2 separate regions of the Mus musculus genome follow, and region 2 is linked to region 1. Evidence: chromatin loops called from intact Hi-C (ENCODE). Cell type or tissue: left cerebral cortex. All regions are shown on one strand. Each heading gives the region's core, and the rest is flanking DNA. Links, peaks and the distances in the headings are about the cores only.

Region 1 (3,452 bases), core at 317-2,816:
TGTATAATTGCCTTTGAATATTCTGTTTAGAACACTAATGAGAGTAACCTCATTAGCTATTAATTTGGAAGCACAATTTGGCACCCAATATTCTGTGGCAGGTTGGCGTGCTCCGTTGGCTTTGCCCTTATTTGTTGGGAAAGGCTCTTGCCTCCTGTGCACTGTGGCATATCCTATGAACCACACTACCCGGCAGCCAAAGGGTGATCAATTTGGACCAAAGTTGTGATTTTTGAGTGTCTAAATGGTACCTGATAAAAAGCCATTGGGGTCAGGTGGTGGCTATGGGGTGAGCGAAGGGTGTGGGCCTGCGTTAGTAAGTTACCACTAGGTGGCAGGCCAGGTAGGCATCAGACAGAGGGGGTGTCCCCTGGTGGAGACTAGATAGAGGGCTGTCTGCAAAGTCTACTCCCTCGATATGGCAGGAACTCTGCACCAGTGTGTGTGTGTGTGTGTGTGTGTGTGTGTGTGTGTGTGTGTGTGTGTGTCTATTGCAAGGGGAAAGGCGAATGGAAGAATGAGTGCCCAAACCCCAAACAAAAAGAGGTCCCTAGCATAGCTGCAATGAAACTGAAGCCCCCACGAGGGCTGAGGCTGTCACCTGGGAGACAGGTCAGACCGAGCACCGCCAGGTTCGGTCACAATTGGCCCTAGGAGCCCATCGTCAAAATAGATGCTGGGCCCAAGCAAAGATGGACTTCATCTTTGACACAGGAGCAGCCATCTCCATGGTAACCCCTCCCACAGGGAAGCTCACCAAAGACGCATCGACATTGTTGGAGCCTCCAGGCCAGTAGGTAATACTGATTCTGTGAACCATGGGATTGCTCTGTGGGAGACCACTCAATAAAACTAACTACCCCCCTTTGGGACCCCGTCTTCTCTCCTTCAGATGGTGCATGGACTAGGAGAAAGCCAATTACTGTCAGTCCTTCAGCCATCACAGAGAAACGCAGCGGCACTGAGCCCTGTCCCAGGAAATTTGCAACAATTGGCATGCATAGCATATGGATGAGTCCCCTGGAAGGAACATCACTGTGGGGGAAAATACCGGTCCTTCTTAAGAAGCTGTGACCGTGTGGACTTAACTTTGCCAGGGGCATAGGACAGTGCACCCGCGGAAGGACAAGGGGTCTCCTTGTCAGGGACTAGCCCGGAAGCGGGACAAGAGATACTCTGAAACTAAAGATAACAAAGTTAGAACAGGGGTGGTCCTGGTATCTTTGGGTTGGGATGTGTGAAGGCAGGGATGAAACAGACGGATGGACCCTCAAATGGTTAGAGCTTCCGCCAGTGCCTCTATGCCTGAGAGCGAGGTCAATTGGCTCCACCCATGAGCCTCTGCTCCATCCTGAGAAAAAACCAGATTTATCCAGATTTGACTCTGGCGCCCTCTAGTGAAAACGCTTCAACTTGCAAGTGGCTTGGTGGAGTTAGAACTGGGAAAACGGTTGGTTGCTAGATCTGTGTGAAGACCAGCCAGGCAACTTAACCCGTGCTGGGGTCACTAGCCCAACTCTAGAAAGCCAAACAGTCTTGGACAGCCCTGCTGACTCCCGCCTGACGGGTCCACATGTCCAGGCAGGGGAAGCAGGGGAAAGCTGCACCTTGGTGACTTGAACCAAGGCCTAAATGGCACATGCTTCGATTGTGCAGATGGAACCTGTTACCCAGTGGGGGATGGCAGGATGGTATTCCTGACTCCAGACCTAGATATTCTCCTTGTACCAGAGGTAGACCAATATTAAGGCCCTCATCACCGGAAAGAGAGGAATCCCATCTTACTCTCAACGTTATTGGAGATGCCCCTCAATGGCGCTGCTGTCACAGGAGCAACTAAGCTCAGGATCCAACAGGTCGGGCATAGCCAGCTGTCCAATCAAATCGAAGAGGGCCTCAGGCTAGGCCAGCAGAGTTACAGTCGCCTTGCAGAACTAGACAGAAGCCTTACGAAATCATAGCTGAAAGGTGACATAGGTGTGTCTTCAGAGGAAAAGATTGCTGTTTCTGCACAAACCACTTAGGGATCGTAGAGAAAATACCACATGGCTGGTGGAAAGCAAGGTCGGAGACTCGACAAAAGGACCTTCCTGGGGTGGTGACACCTGGACCTCCGGGAGCCCATGGCTGCTTCTGCCTCGCCCCTGGGTATGATCCTCCTGGCTGTCCTGTTGGGTCCATGCCTAACTTTTGTCACCAGAAACAGGAGAGCAACAGATAGACTCCATGCCCTCCACCGGCATCAGAGGTGCCTTGAGAAGGGTCACAAGGGATTCTGACAAAGGAGAGGAGAGAATGGGGTGGAGAGTCCTCAAACTGCCATGTGTTAAAACAACGGAAATTCCCCAGGGCTCGAGTTCCACTGAGATGTCCCCTCCTGCTTGTGGTTATCTCCAGAAACAGAAGGCACGGAGGAGGTGTGGTAAGTGACTTTTCACACTGCCCTGCCACCCCTGAACGGACATGTTGGCTTGCTTCCATACTCCCACCTAATAAAGGATATTGGACCCAAGACTTGGGGCTGACACCACTACAGTGTGGTTTGGGGACCAGTGTAGTGAACTCTCCTTTCCCCAATGGAACACGGCTATGGCTTGGTGACTCAGTTTCCTAGAAATTTCTGCCACAATAACACCATCTGTCTTAGTTACAGTTTCTGTTGTGGTGATAAAATACGTTGACAAAAGCAACTCAAGGAATGCGGGGTTTATTCTGGCTCAAAGTTCCAGCGACCAGCTCCTCGTGGAAGTCCCAGGGGGGCGGGAACTTGCAGCTGCTGGCCCTGTTACACCCACAGTCAGGGAGCAGGAACCCCGGCTGCTCAGCTTGGTTTCTTTTCATTCAAGACTCCAGCCCTGAGAGTGTTATCTCCCAATTAGGCCAGGCTTCCCTACCTTAGCCAACCTACTCCATCGAATCCCTTGTAGGCACGCCCATAGCCTTTCGTGATTCTAGGTCCTGTCAAGTTGACAACCAACGTTATTGCTTTGTTACATTAAAAAAAAAAAAAGATCGATTTATTTTTAATGAGTACACTGTTGCTGTCTTCAGACACACCAGATCCCGTTACAGATGATTGTGAGCCTCCATGTGGTTGCTGGGAATTGAACTCAGGACCTCTGGAAGAGCAGTCAGTGTTCTTAACCTCTGAGCCACCTCTCCAGCCTGCTTTGTTACATTTTGAACATCAGCATTTGCTTTGCTCCCAGGCCTCATCTCCTGTGTCTCTGGAGGTGGTGGAGTTTTATAAATTGTTAATCTGCCTGGAGTGGATGCCCTGGTCCGTAGTGTAGAAGACTGGGTGTGAGAACTTCTCATGTTCTTTCCCTCTGCCCTACAGATGCTTCGTGCACCATTTCAAGATTCGAGGCAAACTTGGAGGTCTGGCTTTGTGGGAGTGAGGAATATAATAAACCTATGAGCTTTGGGGGTTGTCTCACACCACGGTGTGG
Region 2 (3,452 bases), core at 315-2,814, 180 kb after region 1:
TAGACAAAACAGTTATGTAAAAAAGTGATATAAATATTAAAAATATAATTACTTAAAACCTTAAAACCATTCATGATCACATATAATATCAACTCTACCTTCTGACAGCTTCCTTTTTAAAAATTGATGTTAGTAAACTAGTTAAATTCTTTAAGCCTTAGAAGTTTAACATCAAAAGAACTGCATGATTCTTTAAGATTTATCCCAAAGAGAAGAACATAGGTAAGGTGCCCAGATACGTTAGCTCCTTATTTTCTTGTTCAGTCATTAATAGATTTTCTTAAATACTTATTTTCTTCACAAAGCAGCATTGCACTACCAAGACTGTAATAAAGAGTCAGCAAAAAGCATCTCATGTTTTTGCTTGCTTTTTTTTTTTCCTCATGATACAACTTGCTGGGAACCTTCAGAGAAAATACAATGTTACAATGGTTTTGTTTTTATATATTGTTATCCTCTTGCTTCTATCTAATTAAGAACGGCTTATAGCCAGTTTCACCATGTCATATGTGCTTGTGAGCACACACTTTACAGCTGTAATAAGTGGGATTCTCTATGGGAACTGGACCAACAGACTACCTATATATTATAAAAGGAGACTCAAACGGTTTACATTGCAGAGGGATGGGAATGAGTTTACACGGGCAGTTCAATGGGTATCTGTACCCTGGTGAGGCTGGAAACGCTGACTCCATGGAGCTGACTTCTTCAACAACCTCAGCCTGGCATAGAAAACCTGGAAGATTCATGAAGACTTGCTTGCTCTCAGTCCACTGCAGTGCTGAAGAAGCCGGAGGCTGATGCTGTCAGAGGATGGGGGCGGCCACCGTCGTGACAGCAGCAGCAGTGGCAGCAGCATGGAGGGAGAGACAGATGCACTCACAGGAGCCAGTGCAGACAATCAACATGGCTTCGTGCTCAGATGCCTGGGCCATGCATTGAAAGGTGCACACACTCAGATAGAGAGTCTTCCCCTCTCAGGTAATCCTTTCTGGAAATGTTTTCACACATCCACTTAGGAGCACTTCTCTTAGTTAATCCCAGATCCTATCAAATTAACAGTATTAACCACAGTGGTTGTGCTGAGTAGATTTATCATGGAAAAGTAATATAGTGGTATCCAAAGTCCACATTGCTGATCACAGTTGTTGACTAGAGAGAAGTAAAGAAGTAGAGTGCTTCTTCAGAGAATGGGCTTCTACTTCTTGTCTCTTATGAGATATCTGAGTGATAAGAAATCAACTATCATTTTAGATCAGTCCTGCAAAGTGTTAAAATTTCTGGAGATTTGGAGTACCAATAATCCTTCCACATACCACTTCCCCTCTCCCCCCTTTAGATGCAGTAATTGGGATCCTGAGTCAGGTCATAATTCTATTTTCATCTTTTTGAAGATTCCCCCACCCCAAATATCTGGACCATCAATATATGAATGCACTATTTAAAATTTTATTTTATTATTATGTGTGTGTGTGTGTGTGCATATCTGTGGGTATGTGCATATGGGTGCACATTCCTGTGGAGGCCACAAGAGGGTGCCAAGTCCCCTGCAGCTGGAGCTACGGTGCATGTGAGCCACCCAACATGAATGGTGAGACCTTGGGTTATCTGAAAAAGCAGTATGTGCTCTTAACTATTGAGCCATCTCTCCAGCCTATCAATGCTCTCTTTTATCCACCTGTCACACATTGATCTTTTGACTAAGTCCTTACAGCGACCTTCCTCCATGTGAGGTCACAGGCCATTGTGGTTTGGATTATTGACTTGATTAGTTATGGTGAAGATACTGCTGTACACATGTTGGCCATTTGAACGACTTCTTAGAAAAATGCCCTCAGATTGTCTTTGCCAATAATCAAGTTATCTGTGGATTTTACTTTTAGTTTTTTTTTTTAAATGTTTTGTCATTGAATTGTATGAATTATTTACATATTTTAGATATCAACTTTTCTTTTTGTTTTTAAAATTATAGTTTGATTACAACATTTATCCCTCCCCCTTTCTCCTCCAAACCCTGCCATAACCCCTCCCTACTCTCCTTTAAATTCATGACCTCCTTTTCACTGTTAATGCATGCATATGTATCTGTCTATACATATATTTTTCTTAGTATAACTTGTTGAGTTCCCATAAGTTATTTGTATGCATATTTTCAGGGCTGGCCTTTGGCACCAGACAGACAATGGGTGTGTTCTTTCCTGGGGGGGAAGCATCTTTACTGCTTCTAGCTTCCCTCAGTCTCCTGTAGTTCTTTATGTGAGGTGTTAATTGTCCCACCCCATGGGTTGGCTCTCTATGTTTTGGCTTGCTGTGTAGTTTTGCAGATTGACGCGGTCTCACTTCTTCATTCTGTTGAGACTGAGGTGAGATGAGATTTTGCGGCAGTGTGACCACACCATAACTTCCATTCCCACTTTTCACCACACATGCTTACCTTCCAACAGTCATCCTTCCGTGAACTCTTCGTTAAGAGTGGAATGATAGGTTGCAGAATTTTAAACATGACACAGGTATTAGCATGATATCAGTGAAATAGAAAGAAATTTTATATTGTGAATACAGATTAACTAGAAACAAGATGACACCCTTACAGGACAACAAAATTATGCAACAAAAATGAAATCTACATGTTTTGTATTTTATTTTTCATATCCTCATTGGTCTGCCAAAGAAAAGGGAAGTACTGAGCTTGTTGTAAAAAGTTTTCACAGTAGTTTACAAGCTCTTATTACCTGCTTGGTTAGAAGGAAAAGCTTGGCTGTGACATTAATCAAATTATTCCTCTTTCAGAGCTCTCAGAAAACACGAAGCAAGCAATTTACAGGTCTTAATCTTTTTCTCTTTTAAAAACTTGATAGGGTCAGATATTTGATCTCTGACCATGAACTGAACAAGCACCTGTCACCTCTCAGGGTGAATGAGGTTCCAGCTATCCTAGCTTTACCACAGCAGACATGTTCTCCAGATTTGAGTGGTAAGAGGAAAACAGAACTCCCAAGAGAAGCTGGATTCCTTCACAAAGCACTATATGCACTATATATATTGTGAGCTACCACCACTACCACCATAGAATAAAGGAAAAATAAGCCCTAGCCAGGGGTATGTCTGCTAGCTTCTCAAACAGATTCACATTCGTGTTTCTATCCTATCTTCTCAGTAGGATTCATTCAAAATTGTGTGTTAAGATAGCTGAGTTTTCATGCACTTCTTCAATCATCATTTACTGGACACCACAGATATTCTGTCCCATGGGAACTTAAAATCAAGTTTATAAGAGAGATGTTGATTATAACCATACATGTAAAACCAATAATAATAATGTGTGTGATGAAAGAGAGTTCACAGAACCACAGCAATGTTCCAGAGGGATGTGTGTGCATGTAAAGGCATATGAAAGCATTCAGTGGGATGTTGAGGGGGAATCTCAGGAGGAAGATACCACCCAGCAGAGG

Evidence for each region. A loop is a pair of places that touch in the nucleus more often than their neighbours do. Peaks named below come from ENCODE experiments on the same cell type or tissue, not always from the same donor. Only the 100,000 strongest peaks of a DNase experiment are listed, where the experiment ranks them.
Region 2: it touches region 1 in a loop (2.8-fold over the local background); 1 of 42 quality-filtered maps calls a loop at or near these places.

What each region holds. Positions count from the first base shown.
Region 1 is chr17:65,556,352-65,559,803 of GRCm38, reverse strand. Gm35400 (a long non-coding RNA gene) reads left to right here. Exons shown (of 4, transcript XR_385703.3): 1 at 1-797; 2 at 893-2,148; 3 at 2,350-2,422; 4 at 3,341-3,452. Among named protein-coding and RNA genes, the nearest start is that of Gm35400, 2.0 kb to the left of the region's middle. In left cerebral cortex, for the core only: CTCF peaks have their summits at 321 (motif pointing right) and 1,390 (motif pointing left); DNase peaks (open chromatin) are centred at 1,404, 2,396 and 2,631.
Region 2 is chr17:65,372,123-65,375,574 of GRCm38, reverse strand. The region is part of intron 13 of Tmem232 (transmembrane protein 232); the gene reads left to right. Among named protein-coding and RNA genes, the nearest start is that of Tmem232, 170 kb to the left of the region's middle. In left cerebral cortex, for the core only: a CTCF peak has its summit at 1,527 (motif pointing right); a DNase peak (open chromatin) is centred at 810.